Linked DNA regions of Homo sapiens: region 2 is linked to region 1. The links are chromatin contacts, found by Hi-C or POLR2A ChIA-PET in ENCODE. All regions are on one chromosome and are shown on one strand. The core of a region is the stretch at or near the end of the contact, and the rest is flanking DNA. Distances in the headings are between cores, read along the strand shown. Region 1 holds the start of NPHP4 (nephrocystin 4). Region 2 overlaps PRDM2 (PR/SET domain 2).

Evidence for each region. Hi-C counts contacts between places; a loop is a spot of excess contacts on that map. ChIA-PET counts read pairs that join two places held with the same protein, here RNA polymerase II (POLR2A). Pooled maps may share reads with other maps.
Region 2: a map of naive thymus-derived CD4-positive, alpha-beta T cell shows a loop between it and region 1 (9-fold over the local background). The contact joins the enhancer-like site here to the promoter of NPHP4 in region 1. A Hi-C loop is called at or near these places in 1 of 168 maps with a recorded cell type or tissue (naive thymus-derived CD4-positive, alpha-beta T cell) and 9 of 50 pooled maps. POLR2A ChIA-PET finds 5 or more read pairs at or near these places in 1 of 52 experiments (PC-9).

Annotation. Positions count from the first base shown.
Region 1 is chr1:5,987,384-5,995,031 of GRCh38, reverse strand. NPHP4 (nephrocystin 4) reads left to right here and starts at 2,607. Exons shown (of 30, transcript NM_015102.5): 1 at 2,607-2,788. It also overlaps a transcript of KCNAB2 not described here. RefSeq lists enhancers at 1,258-1,307, 3,184-4,038 and silencers at 2,058-2,307, 2,388-2,567, 2,608-2,777, 2,928-3,107.
Region 2 is chr1:13,727,698-13,735,345 of GRCh38, reverse strand. PRDM2 (PR/SET domain 2) reads right to left here. Exons shown (of 10, transcript NM_001393986.1): 3 at 4,229-4,346; 4 at 2,464-2,567. Among named protein-coding and RNA genes, the nearest start is that of PRDM2, 31 kb to the right of the region's middle. RefSeq lists enhancers at 3,836-3,925, 4,146-4,205, 4,266-4,575. Within about 2 kb of position 4,290, at least 17 of the 41 ENCODE cell types and tissues checked have a DNase peak (open chromatin) inside an H3K27ac peak, as active enhancers do.

The DNA of each region.
Region 1 (7,648 bases), core at 1,358-3,857:
CCCTGGAAACAGAAGCACGGTCCCCTGGTTCTCGCGAGGGAGCAGGCTCTCCTTCCACACAGATGATGTGTTCCCAGTTACCACGGCAGAGCACCAACACACAGGAAGGTCTAGGGGAGGCCCCTCCCTCCAAGCCCAGGCCGGAAACTGCCAAATCAAAACTGTGTGGCACTCGCTTCCTCCTGAACCATTTGGGTCTTAGAAGATGACTGAAAAATGAAAGCGAGGAAGCCTTCTCTAGCTGGCCAGCCCATGGCACCCTCGGCCTTTCCAGCTCTCTAGCGCCATGGCCCACGTCCCACCTCCCGGGTGCAATGGCTTCTGTGCACACTGCTTCCCATCCAGGCTCCAAATCCAGACCCAAGACGGTTCTCAACCAAGAAACACACGAAAAGGGTTTCACACTTTTTCACGACACCCCCCAACTCCAGTGCCTGGCTCAGCCCCCAGGTGTTGACTAGCACCTACAAAGCATTTGCTGACTGGCGCAGGGAAAAAAAAAATGGCCCTGGGTGTCAACAGGGAAGCCCCTACCATGCTGCTCTCGAGGGATGTGCTGCGGCCCGAACACTGTCAGTGCCACTGAGGCCGAGTGTGGCCGTGGAGACAATGACAGGACCTGGAGGACCAAGTGCACTCTTAGGGCCCCACACTGCGAGAGCACAGGGCCAGGAGCTGCACAGGGCTCTGCAGCAGACACGGCCGCCAGGCGAGAATCAGGTGGGCAGATGTGACTCTCCACACGTAGGTCCCCAAACCCTGCAACCTGCAACGCGGGGCCTGAATGCGGCTTCCTTAGCAGAGCAGGAGCTTACTCTTGGCACTGGGGGAAAGGGGAGGGGTGAGGCTGGGGTTTTTGTCGGGGAGGAGAAGTTGCAGAGAAAGAAAAAATCCTGAAACGACAGACAGTGGGACAGCTGTGGCCTGAACTTGGTGTTCTTGCTCCTCGGATGTGGATGTATTAATTTCCATAAATGCTAATAGCCCACTTCCCCAAGAGCTATTACTTATGTCATCTCCCCTTGGACACAGTTCAACACAGGGCAGACAAATGAAAGGGAGGAAAAGACAACCCCCAGTGGCGGTCCCCAGCTCCTCAGCCCCCTCCCAACCAGGCAGCTCAGGTCTGGTTCCTAAGGTGGCCCTGCTAACCGCAGGGTCAAGACCCCTGCCTTCAGCTCCGTAGCCAGGTCCCTATCACGACAGGAAGCAAGAAAGTTACCAACCCCAAAAATGCTGAATCACAAAGTGAGGCTGAGCAGGAAAGTGGGGGTGGGGAGGGAAGGAGACGGTGGCCAGGGAGGAAAGGTGCTAAGGGGCTTTCCACCTGGAGCACCCCGGGATGCTGCGGGCAAAGCACAGTCCCTGTAAGAGCCCCCAGGACAAATGCCAGGAGGAGGGACACCAGGATGCGGCTGGTTGGCGGGGTGGGAAGGTGGGCAGGTACCCCGGCTGCTGCTAATGCCGCAGGACGCGGTGCAGCAGTGGGGTCTTTGCATCCTGGGAGCAGCAGCAGGTAGGGAGGTGCGGAAGTGCTTTGTGCCAAGGCCTGGCAGGAGGGAGAAGCTTAAGATAGGAGTAGGGGCTCAGGGTCAGAAGTGGCGGTGTGTGTGCTGTAAACAGCCCGAGGAACTGGTGCAGGAAGCAGGGTCACAGTCTTGGGGAGCAGGGTAAGGTGGTGAGAGCGTGCCCGCGGGGAGAGGTCGGAGGGGCTGGGGGCAGAATGGGAGGGTGGGGAAAGGGACCGGAGCGACACAGGGACAGGCAGCGAGAACGACGGATGAGCCTTGAGAAGCGATCAGGAGGAGAGATGGGGAGGACCGGGAACAGCAGCGCCCCGGTGGGGCTGCGCAGAGGCCGGGAGAGGGGATGAGAGGAGGATGGAGGAAAGGGGAGGGCGAGGCTGCTAGGACCGGAGCGGGCAGAGATGGGGAAGAGGTGCACCGGGAAGAGGGACGGCGGCAGGGGCAGGGGTCAGGGATGCGAGCTGAAGGGTCGGGCGGGCGGGAGGACAGGGAAGGAAAGACAGAAAGGGATGGGGGAAGGGAGACGATGGAGAAGGAGGTGAGGAGGCTGGAGAGGAGGTGAGACAGCGGCGGAGGCAGGGACGCAGGGCCGGGGAAGAAGAGATGGAGACGGGACCGCGGCGCCTGCCGCAGCGCGGGCCTCGCGGATACCCGCCGCCGCCGTCCCGGAGCAGCTTGGTGGAAAGCGCGCCCCGCCGGGGTCTCCCCGGTACTCACCTGGGGGCTCCAGCTCCGGATCCTGTGCCCCGCGCCGGATCTTCCTTCCCGCCCTGCCCCTGCGACTTTAGCGCCCCCGAATCCCGCTAGCTCCTGCAGGTTCCGCCAGCAGCATCTTCACCTCGTGGGACGCCCGGGGCCACGCCTCTTCCAGCTTCTGATTGGCTATTGTTCACGCCAGTCACATTACCATTGGTTGAGGGGTCGTCGGACATGCAAATCAGGATGGGCCCGCCGCCGCACCGATTGGCTGGCGCTCGCAAAGCGCAGCCCTCGACTTGGGCTCTGATTGGCTCCGCGGCCCTGACGGCGACAGTGACGCGAGGCGGGTTCTTGGACTGAGTGTGCGGCGCGGTGCGCCGCCTTCCGAGGCTCCTCCCGCGGGTGGCAGCGGACGGGGCGCGCCCCTCGGCCAGTCCTCGGTCCTCAGGCTTGTGGCTCCGTTGAGCACCGGCCGCCGGGCCTCTGGGTCCGTCGAGTGGAGACTCTCTGAAAAGCGTGGGCTCCGTGGCCTCCGGCGCGGCCGCGGCGGGTCGGTCTCCTAGGTAACGCGGCCCGCGGCGGGCGGAACCATGTGGGCCGGCGCCGCGGGGGAGGTTGGACGCGGCCTCGAGGCACAGGGGGCCTCAGTGTTGGCCAGAGCCTCGGGGTTCGGGGGTAGGGTGGTCCACGCCGTCCCTGCGTGGGGGCCCGGTGCCTGGGGTGCGGCGGTGGCGCGCGGCGGGGGCTGTCCCCGCGTTAGTCGCAGGCGTCCCCCCTCGTCGGGACACTTGGGGTCGGGGCCGCTGGGTGCCGTTTGGCTACGTGGGTTCCTTTCTGCCCTTGCCCTTTGCCCCCTGCCCCCTGCCCCCTGCCCCCTGCCCCCTGGCCTCTCTGCAGCCCCTCGGCTGAAGGGAGCGCGGTACCGATGTTCTGGGCCTTGGCTCCCCGCGCCCTAGTCCGCGCGCATCCTTCCCAGGCCGGAGTCCGCGGACCCCGCCTGGCCGCGCCCCTCCGCCCCTCCTCCCCGCCCCCCGGCTCCAGCTCCGGCTCCGGCTGTCAGTTCCCCGCGGTGGCTCTGCGGCCTTCGGGCGTCCCTGCGAGGCTTTGTACCCGGCGCCGTCCCGGCCTTCTGCGCCCCTTTCCTGCCTTGGAACCTCCCGGCCGACCCGGCCCGGAAGGCGCCACCCGCTCCCGCGTGCCCTTCCCCACGCGTGCAGGCTGCTCCCGCCCGCCCCCGGGCTTGCAGGCACCTCGCTGCCCGAGATTCCTCGTGTCTAACTTCTTAGGAGACCGCTGCTTTCTGCCTCCGTGTGTCGCGATGTGTGGCTTTGGTGGACGTCTGTGAAGGAAATCCAGCCTCTCGCGTGTGTAGTTGGCAAAAGGAGGAGTATTTCTGTTGATGGTGGGCAGCGCCTCCCGGTCCTAACCCAGGGCTCCGTTCGTTGCACCTCCTCTGTGCAGTTTCCGTAGGTCACACTTGTGTCTTTTTGTATGCTAATTTGTGCCCCGTTTCTTTACATTCTATGGGGGTAGCGAGCTTGTCTGCTGTGTTCAAGACCGTTTCTCCCGGGCGCAGGGTAGGTGCTGAAAGAATGCTCATGAATGAGGGAATTCCAGGCAGTGCTTAATCAGACCTCTGCTTCCCCAAAAGCTCCCCAAGGCATCTGGGTCTCAGGCATTACACATTTTCCATTCCGGGAAGGAGGCTTCCCGGACCCTGACAGCGCCTCCCACCCCCTGCATCTTCCTTCAGCCCTGCTCACCTCTGCACCCTCCCGGGGGCCTGTTGCTGCTCACAGTCACTTTCTTGTCTTTCTCCCCCACTGGCTTTCTAGATGCTTGAAGACAGCACATTTGACAGCCTTCTTATGCACTGGAACACAAGTGCTCGGGAAATAGTTGCTGAATAGATCAGCAGAAGCAGAGATCTCAAGGAGATTTCACAGCTCTCATTTTGGAGGTTGGAAACAGGTGGGGAGGCTGCGAATCTGTCCTGAAGTTAAAGAGGAGACAGCATTAGCCCTGGGTTCCTTTGGTGCTCTTACTTTTTCCCTCTGGGCCTCTCTTCTCCCTTGGCCTCTCCTGGCCTCCTTGATTGAGGTAGTGGGAGGTAGTTATAATAGCTTACAGTATTATATCTATAATACTATTATAATAGCTAGTTATAATAGCTAGCTGTGTGACCTTGGATTGGCTGTTTATCCTTTCTGAGTCTCAGTGTTCTCATCTGTAAGATGGCGATAATGATGATTCTCATTTGGCAGAGTTGTTGGAATAGTAACCATAGAATGTGAGTTCCTGTCTTGCATCAGGGGCTCATTAAAAGTGGGTGTATTTTCTTCTTCTTCTTTTTTTTTTTCCCCTGGAGAGCCCACTGTACCCTTTTCTTGGGTTCAAGACCTGGAGCCTTCTCGATTTTCTCTTTTATTGTTGATTTGGCCCCAAAGGCCCCTCTGCACTTCCTCCAGGGCATTTGTATTTCATCCTTAAAAGACTTTTGCTGAAGACCCAGCCTGGTGTCATGGAGCTCACAGTCTCGCAGGACTACAGCACAGCCCTGGTGAAGCGTGGTGGCTCTTCTGTCACCTGCCCTGTGTGGGAGCAGCCGGAGGTGGGGGATGGGGCTCTCGCTCTGAGGAGGGAGCATTTGGTTTGACTCCTAGAGGCCAGAGCAGAGGTGGAAAGGAGCAAGGAGCAGGTGGAAGGGCACCCGGAGAGGTTTGTGAGGTGCTGGGATGGCAGTGAGAGCTGCTGCGGGCGCTTGGGCTCCCACCTGCAGAGTCTCAGGTGTCACCTCGGCCTCCGTGGCCCCTCAGACTAGGACTGCCCTGCCTCCACATCCCGAGCCTCAGGACTTCCGTGTGGGTGGCAGGTGCTTTCGGAATGGATGCCCTTCCGCCTAGTGTCTGCCCTCCTAGTACAGCAGGGGGCCGGCATGCTTCATGCTCCCTGTGAGGGTCGACTGGCGTATGCACGTCCTTCAGCAGTGTCCTTGGGCCAAGTGTGGCACTGAGTCCTGCAGACACCCAGGGAGAGGGCAGGAGGCACCGGGTCAGAAATCTGGGGCAGGTGAGGAGCATGGGCATCTGCGTCAGGAGAGACTTCCTCTCTGAAATCCCCACCTGGGGCCATCACGGCCTGCATTGTGTGTGAATACATTTCTGAATGTTATAAAACATCAGTGGGAAAGAAAAGCTTGAGGGTAGCTTTGCTAAAGCTTCTGTTTGGTTCCGTGACCATTTACTGAGTTGTGACGGTACCAAGAACACAGGAGGAATGAGGCTTCTTTCTTCAAGAACTTGGCCAGCGAGCAATTCAACACAAGATAGGTGACGAATGATGTGACCAAGGGAAGCACAGGGGCCATGTGAGCCTGGGGCCTGGACCCTGGGAGCACCTGGGAAGCCCTCCTGGGGGAGATGGCCCTTGAGCTGGTATTGGTCAGGTGTCTTCTGCTTATAAGTCGTGGACAGCTGTATGATTTCCTGTGGCTCCTGTAAGAAAGTCCCACAGACTTGGTTGCTTAAAAGTAGCACAAATTTGTTCTTTTCCAGTTAGGCCGGTCAGAAGTCCAAAGTCGGCTCTCCCTGTGGTGGCTCCTGGGGCTCTGGGCTGGCATGGTGTGGGCAGTTGTGGGCATTGGAGGAGAGACATCCTGGGCTCAAGTCTCCCGGGGAAGACTGATGGCTCAGTGTGGGCCATGTGTTCCTCCTTGAAGCAATCACTGCAGTCTCTGGCTGGAATCGGGGAGCAGCTCTCCCCATACATGGAATTGGGTCAGGGTCCTCCACAAAACAAGGGAAGTTGAGCGACAAAAATAGCCCACAGAGAACAAAAAGGAACAAACCAGCATGTGTGCCTGCTGGATTCACACAGGACCAGACTGAGTCTGGTCCTCAGGAATACCTGGCCCACATGCAGCATCTGCGTGCACTGTGGGTGGAGGCGGGACGCTGGGCCAAGGATGCAGCGTCTGGGTGCACTGTGGGTGGAGGCGGGACCCTGGGCCAAGGATGCAGCGTCTGGGTGCACTGTGGGTGGAGGCGGGACCCTGGGCCAAGGCCCCTCTCAGGCTGCCTGGTCATGTCCTCTCGGTTCCCACACATGCCGGGAGCATGCAGGGGGTGAACCATTAGCACAACCCTTCTCAAACTTTTTGGTCTCAGATCCCTTTACCCTTTAAAAGATTATTGAGGACCCCAAAGAACTTTTGTTTATGTGAGTTATATCTACCAATGTTTACTGCCATAGAAGTTAAAACTGAGAAATGTTAAAAATATTAATTTATTTAAAAATAAGGCTGTGACATGTTAACATAAAAACATTTTTTACAAAAACCAACTATATTATCCAAAACAAAAAAAAATTTAGAAGAGTGGGATTCTTTTGCATTCTTGCAAATATCTTTACAGTCTCCTTAAGAGAGGACAGCTGAAGGCTCCTGTTTGCTTCTGTACTCAGTCTGTTGCCTTGTGTTGCCTTGGTTGAAGTATGTGAAGGAAATCCATCCCGATCTAGTTAGGGAGGAGTCTCTTGGGTCATTGTGGATATTCTTTGCTGCTGCATTGAAACCCTACGAGCAGAAGTTTCTTAAGGATTTGTTCTAAAGCAGAGTCTCCACCATGTGAATGAACTCTTCGTGCTCTGACATTAAACTCCTTTGGTCTGTCTTGCACTTTGGGTGGATGTTTTCTTCTTGCAGGATTTTGTACCATTACGCATTGTTCAGAAAATATTGGTTCACGGAGTCATGCAGACCTTCCAACTATTGACACATTTAATGGTGTAACCTTAGAAGATCACGTTATATCACTGCCCCTCTCATCAGGAAAGTCTTGAAGAAGTGTGAAGCTAGTAGGCTCATGGTAGAGGATACAAATGTTCTTAATTCTCATTTTTGCTTGGAAACTCCATTTTTGTTGCAGTTGTTTTCCCGGAAGTGACATGCTAACTTTGTTCACGTTTGAGAAGATGTCTGCCAAGTACCCATGTTTGTCTCTCAGTCATTCTTCTTAGTGAAAATGGTGTTGAATAATAAAAGCGGTGTGTTCAGCATGCAGCCCAGTCACAGCCAGGCTTCCCCGGGGATGACTGTTGCCTTTCAGTTTGCAGCAGAAATGCTTGTTGTGTATTTTCCATTTCGTCTCACAAAATTAAGAACGTGTGTACTCAAAGGTCAAGAAGTAATAAGATTAATAGTTTTTCCGGCTTCACCAAGGATGTTCTTACTTGAAGCTGCCTTGTTCTTTTCTGTGAGAGGTTGGGAGGACCTCACTCAACCCAACCAGCCTTGGGTTGAGTGAGGCCCCAGTGGCTTTCCCTGCTGCTGCCTCTGCCCCACCATGCCACCATGGTGAAAGAGATAACACCTGGGTGTCATGAAAATAGTTTTGACCTTGTAGAGCCCCTGACAGGATCCTGTT
Region 2 (7,648 bases), core at 3,041-5,540, 7.7 Mb before region 1:
CTAGCTAGCGGCTCCCTGCCAGAAACTCATCGAAGAACGCTCTCTTCTTGTGAGAACCTATTTTGTGCATTCACCCTGAGGATACTCTACTGTTTCTCTCCTGTTATTTCTGATTTAACAGAATGTTTTCAGTGAAAGCTTAGAGGACTTAAGACTGGGTTAGATAATCAAGGGCTCAAGGAGAGCAATTTAACACTTTGTCTTAGATTAGCTTTAAAATGGAATTCTGGCTGGGGTCTAAGACCCTGCTGCTAAAAGATAAGCTGGTCTTAGGGGCTTTGATGGAAGAACAAATGCCAAGATGAGATTCTGATGATAAGCCATTTCTGTTACATTAATACAAGGCATTCTGATGCAGGTCTGAGGGTAAGAGCAGAGTTGGAATAAGTTAGTAGGAAACTACTAAGTCTTACCTCAATGTCATTTTCTTCTAAGAAATATTTACATTATAATTGATACTTCCTTTGCCATATACATACTTACACATGTATGTCATATCTATTCACTTTTATTTTAACAGAGCAAAAGGCTTACAGGTTTCTATATCAGATGTATATTTTGTAGTCAGAACTACTTGAATGAGATTTTTTTTAATTGCAGGAAGACAAAAGGCACCCTTGATAAGAACTAGGATTCTTATCAAAGATTTGCAAACTCTAGTAGTACAGTATATAAGAAGTATCTTACATTAACAATGGGATGTTAACAGGTTTATAGAAGAAATTCTAATAAGTCATGGTTCCAAATTTTCAACAACTATCAAGTCATACTATGTATGAATCTCAATGCAAATGAAGCTTAATGTACAAAAAGCACTATTAATAAATTATACAATATGCCCAACAACATCAAGTTGTTACATGGGATAAAATAGGTACTACTAACTTAAGTTTAATATTGATGGCATTTGTTCAAGATTAGTGTTATAAACACAGCACTAGAGAAAGCAGTTTCTGGTTCCTTGACATTATTCTCACTAAACGTAGTGTTAAACCTGGTGAGCCAATTTGTTAGTTTCCCTTGGGAAACATCTAAAATTAAAAATGCAGTTTATTTGGGAGCATAATTTTGTGGTCAAGACATTTTTAATCATGCAGGCATTATCTTTAGTAATTCACATTTTTTGGCCGGGCAGTTTTTCTACAAATACAGAACTCTTACACCTCAAAAGTGGTGAAATAACAGAATGCAATGACTCTTGTGGTAAATCCTCATTTCCTAAGACACCCCCCGTTAATAGTCAGAAGATACATTATAACAAATTCATAAGAAACAAATAACTCAAAATTATTGGGAGAAACTGTCAGATTTTTCAAGTTGGGAAACAGCTTAGAGCATAAAGAAAAATAGCAGCATACTTCAACCATACAAATGCCACAGAACTTCTTGATGAAAAGTGTCCACACACTTCCTAGCCATACTTTATTTTTAGGCTTTTCTATGTTAATGTGTGAAAAAACAGATGTGATTCAGTTTCAGACAATCTGACAGGAATGCTTTTTCTCATCATCCAAAAACTTAACTTGTTTTGAAAAGGAGTCACACCATGGAGCTCCTTTAAGAACTCAGGGGGGCTTCCAGGGGGCACTGACTTGAACTAAATTCATCACAAATGCTGAATTCCTACGCAATACCCCAGGGAACAACAAAAGCAACAACGACAAATTTTATCTTCACAACTATCCTAGGAGATATCTTCTATCTCTATTTTTTTAATTGAGGGTTTTCTAGCCCAGAGGCTATGTCCCCTGCTGCAAGTCACGAAGCTAGAGGTAGGATTTGAACTCAGGCAATGCAATGAAAACCTTAACTGCCTCCCAGTGAGGCAGGAGAGATGCATTCTAGTTCTGCATCTACAGGCCTCCCGGGTGGAGCCCCCCAGGGAAGGAGAGCTCAGCTCTGTCTCCTGACTGCTTCTCCTCTCAAAGGAGTGTGCAGATGCCCTGCTGTCTTCCAGAATTGCTGGGAAAACATGAAATTAATAGATGAAAAACTCCTGAAAAATTACAAGCTCTATATATGTGCCATATGCTAAATATATCCAACTGAATATCCTAGCAACATAGAAATTACTTTCTAAAATATAGAGAAGAACCTAACAGTGCTTTCTTTGCAGCCACCATAGAGTGTCTTTTATGGGGTTTATGTGGCGGCCTGTGAAGTGACAAACCATCAAACAGGAAGTCACGGTCTTAGTTGCAAAGCAAAACACCCTGGACACGGCAATGTAAAACATGGATTTGACATTTATTGTTGAGGACAGCCAAGCAGTTTCAAAATACAAAAGCATATATAAATAGCAGTCTGTATCCAGGGAAACACATTTTCTCTTTAATAAAAATATTCTTGACTTTAAAGAACACATTAAAATGATTGTTTTAAATTCAAAATGTCAAATTCTGAGAGAACAGAATAATTATTTCATAAAACTCTGAAAAACAAAGAATCAGAATTACTTCTTACCTCCCACATGTATACATTATTCTTAACCTGAGATCTTTTTTTCTTATCACCAACAAATGGCCCAAATTTTTTGCCTTTTAAAATTGGTTTAGTGGCCCAGACACCTAGAAAATAAAATCAGTATTTTTATAATGTATCATGGTTATTTTAAAGATTGAAACCATTAAAATCGCTTAAGTTTCACAAAACAGTTAAAAGGCTAGACTGCCTAAATCAAGCTAATGTTAAAATAGCCTGAGATCAAGTTAAATTAAGTCAAGTCCTCAATGGGGATTTTTATTTTTCTTCTTTATACTCTTCTGTTCTATAAAGAACCTATATTGTTTTACGATTAGAAAAAAATGTTTTATATACTTTTAAAATGTTTTACATGTAACACTACCCGTACAGTAGGATCACAAATACTTGAATAACACAGTCACAACAACTGAAGAGAAAAAATATTGGAATGGAGTGAAACTACAACTGATTTTTGAACTCCTCTGTCTGCTTGTTTATAAAGTTCAAATTGTCTCTAATGAACATGACTTGTTCTTATAAAGGGTTAGAAATATAGTTTTATGAATAAATAGTTTTGAAGTTCATTTGCTTTAAAGTAGAAAACCCTTTCCTGCCTAACTAAGCTTCCTGAAAACTTAGCTACTGGAACGGCTCACTTTTCAGAGTTTCTAACAGCCAAAATAGCTGTTCATCCACAGTATTCTTAGGGTTGTTTCTATTTACTATGCACTGACCATAACGGAAAGCGATATAATGAGCAAGCAGACAGTAAAATGGCAGGAGTCTGGCCCAGCAGTCAACAGCATCACTTTAGATCGGTTCCCTCACCTTTTGGCTTCAGTTTCCTCATATACAGAATGGGGGGTAAAGGCTGGGCCAGTCCTATCCTGCTAGGATGTACAAATTCCACTTCTCTGTAAGTCCGCTATGTAAGTCAACAATCAGTTGAGCTATAAAATCAACCACTTTCATTTGAACAATATGTTCAAACTGCTCAATGAATAAGTTTCCAATGAGAATTTTTAAAAGCATGTATTAAAATTTTTTCATACATATGTACATATAAATTGGGATATCGGAAGTACATCTAAAAAAAAGAAACAGGGATATAAATATGATATATTCCAAGACTGTATTTTGACTAAAGTTTTACAATTTACTTCCTTAGCTTCTGTCTAAAGATTAGGCCACATAAAAACCAAACACACACGCGCCTGGTTTGTGTTCAAGGAGAAATCCCAGCCAGAAGAATTTAGATACACTCACAGCATGTCATTCATTCAAGTATCTACTGAGGGTCCACAAAGTATCTGGTACTGGAGGCACAAAGATACATAAGAAATAAAGGCACTCACAAGCAATAACAGAGCCAAGTGTAAAAATATTACAAAACAATGAAGTGAATATAATGGTACAATCATGCTCCTCATGGTGAAATCAGAGAGAAGGGAACAACACGTTCTGTGGGGTGAGGCTCAGCAGGGAGACTCAGAGGAGGAGGACACTCAGGCAAGAGGGATGGGACCTACGTGTGTGTGTGTGTGTTTGTGTGTGTGTCTGTTTGTGTGTTCCTGGTTTTATTTTTACAACCCATGTCCAACCTGGATTCTTGACTAGAAAATGCATCAACACCATATAATCTTCTAAGTCAAGGGTAAATTGCTGCTTTTATGGTGCGCTCCCTACCTGACATGCCCCTGCAGGAAGCCTCACTGCCACCTGCTCTTTACTGCCTGACTTGCTCCGTGACAGGAGGAGCACTCACCAATCCGGGTCTTGTCAACAGCAGAAGGGAAAAGCCTCACTTCCTCCGGAAGTCCTCGCAGCACATGTTCGGGTACCTCAGCCAGGGTCTCGGTGGCCGCCACAGGCTCAGTAGTGTTCTGCAAGTCAAGAAATGGAAGGATCACAGCAAAAGAAAGAAAACTCAAATCATGGGTTTTTTTTTTTTTCTGGTTCAATAAGCAAGTATGCAAAAATGTAACCGAAACCTGAAGCTGGCAAGACAGACCAAAACGATGATGTCAAGCATTTGAGGAGCTGCTTTGATGCTTGTTTGTAACTGTCCAAAGGAAACCACTGCAACCTTCAAGCATGTCTGTGTTACTCTATTTTGTTCCAGCCACCTGTGGCCATTTCCAAAATATGATAATCTCTGCCACCATACTGCTTTAAACACAAATAGAATCTGGCAGCAAAATATAGCATAAGCTTACTTCTAAATCAAAGGCTACCATCAGTACCTTAGCACATTTAAAAAATAAAAACCAACACTGCCCACTTCAATGAATGCTTTCAGCACACACCACAAAGGCTACTGGGGCCCTCCAACCCTGCCCCATCCATGTTGCCCTCCAGCAACAACCCCTAACTGGATGGGGCTTGAATATTCCACCCCAAAACACGACAACTTATTGTGGTCCCTTACTGCAAGTGCCACCTTTCCAGGAAACAGTAATTTACCACTGTTTACCAAGTCACTAAACAGCAAAGTCACCAGGATATCACAGAGTTGCTAAGAAACAGAGAATTTTTTTAAATTATTTATCAAAGTTTAGGCTGGAATTCATCATAATCTTAAGAAAAGATTACTATTAGATATGTATGTAAGGAAGGGAGAGATTTGAGCCAACTGGGAGAATATGACTGTTATTTTCTCATTAACTTTCAAATCAAAGGAACACCAAGGGTCTAGTAACCAGTACACCATATATCCTACGGAGCTGATGTGCACATCACGGCACTGCTAAGAATGATAGGCTTTGTAGTCTGAGTGTGTTTCATTTCACTGCACAGGGAAACACTTCTCCAGGACTTTTAAATGAACCAACACAGGCAAAAGTAAACCCCAAACAAAAAAGATTAATTTTTCCCACAACCAGGAAGCTCTTGTCGTCTTCAAGAATATATGTACCAAGAAAAGAATATCATCCAAACTGGCATACTCTCAGCATTTCAATTTTTGGCTTATTAATTATCAACAGTCTACTTCAAGAGAAATAAATCTCACAGTCATTATAAACATGGTCATCTACTCTCTGGCCTGCTTCAAGCTCGAGAGCCCAAGAGAGGGCATCTAGAGACAGGTTTGTCTCTCGTGCAGAGCCGAGCCAACTGAGCCTCCATTTCAGACACACAAATGCTTTGTTCCTGCTTGATTTACACCTTTGTCCCAACAATATCCCTGAAACATTTTCCAAAACATAAGATAGCCAATTAGCCCCAGAAAATGGTCTTATGGTATTTTTAATTAGCTAAAGTGTGAATAAATTAACCATAGACATTTTTCACTTCTAAATATAGTGTCCCCATTTTTAAATTCTTAATCTATAAGCTGGATTTTTGGAAATGTGAACAATTTATTTCCAAAGAGGGAAAAGGTATTACACTGGTAGTTGGCATTGGCATCCTAAGCTACATAATGATTATTTCATAACACTGATAAAGTAAGTGACATTAACAAATATTAGCCAGAGTGATGTCCTATCAGCACTGGCCATTTAGTAAAGTAAAAGGGGATTTTCTTCTTCCGTCTCAGCTGGGACCCTAGGCAAACACTCAGCACCATTTATCCTCCCCAGGAGCACAGCCGCTTTGAAAAGTCACCATGTCTGCTAACCTAAACGGATACTTCCAGGCACTTTCACAGTAATTCTAATGACAACTTCGTATTTACTGAGAACTTCCTCGCTCAAGGCACTGTGCTGTCTTACATGCTGGGTAGAATGTACTCCAAATAGTCCAAGAGACAGGTATTATCAGTGTCTCCCCCTCTCCACACAGAGCAGGGAATTAGAGCTTAGAGACATTGCTTAAAGGGCTCAAAGCCTGGATCTGAATATCTGTCTGATTCGAGTGCCTATAGTCAGTCCTAATCATCAAGGAGTTTTCACTTAAGATTCTGCTGGAATATCATCTAAGAACCTCTGACCTAAAACTTCCAGATTTCCATGGAAATGTCAGCAGGAGATGGTGCTTAAGGCAGGAATGGTCACTCCCACAAGAAATGTGTAACTTGAGTACAAGTTAGAGATCACATGTATTAAAATTTCTGAAGCGCCCGAGAACATGAAGGACCTCAGCAGAGAAGCCATGGGAAAAAGAAATACCAAAAAATCCTATGTATTTGTTTATCTGTTTTAAGTCAACCCATTATTTTTTGTCTTTTTTTTCTTTTAAATTACTCCTTTATTCCACATCTTGTCCCACTAGACCCATTGGTTTTTCCTTTTGGACTCATACACCCAGCAGAGGAAAGCTTTTTCTGTTATTGTCGTATCCTTCACATTACAAAAAGACCAAACTACAACAGAGCACCTCAGTTCACAGCAGCACAACCCAGACGCTGGGCAGCCCCAGGGCCCTCCCTCCCTTCTTCCCCACAGCCCCGCTGGACTCTCCATGGCCGTGGCTATGGCTGCAAACTGCCTAGAACATTTCTAGAAAATCAATGATTTGAGAAGTAGAAGGTAGATTCATGGGCTGGACTTCTGAAATAGAACCACCCTCTTTTCTTCCTTGGTTCTCCTTCACAGCTCTTACCACAATTTTAAATGCTTATTTGTATAGCTGTGTGTTTACTGTGTGCCTCCTCTGTGAGACTGCAGTGAAGACAGATGGTGTCTATCTTATTCAGTGTTGTGTTCCCCCAGCTTAGCAGTAGATTTCAAATGTTTGTTGTCACTTAAATACTTGAATGAGTACATGGCTCTTTGTAAGCTAACTTAAAGCTTTTTTTAAAAAGGAGGGATAGAAATAAATGAAAGAGCTGGGTCATCTATCAGGAAGTATCTCCTCCACATGTGCCTGAATTTCTTGAAATTGAGGTAGGTATTCTTCTGGATCAATATAAGAATCCTTTTTTAGAAAATGTGGTATGCCATTAATTCCAAGCAACCAATGTACAAGTGAACCTTAGGAACAAAGGAATGTTTTCAAAAAATTCTCTCCCCCACATACTCATAAACTGGGATCTCTTCTTGGTACATATCCTGACAGGATAAGATGTAATATCATATCTAAACAGGTTCATCTTGATTCTTATACTAAAGAATCACAATTTGATCCTGGCACTATTTCCCAGATTGATCTTGTCTAAAATAAGTTGCACCATCTACTCTATTTATTTATTTCTATATTTCCAAATCCCTGCTACAGGCCAGGCAATGTTCTAGGCAGCACGCTT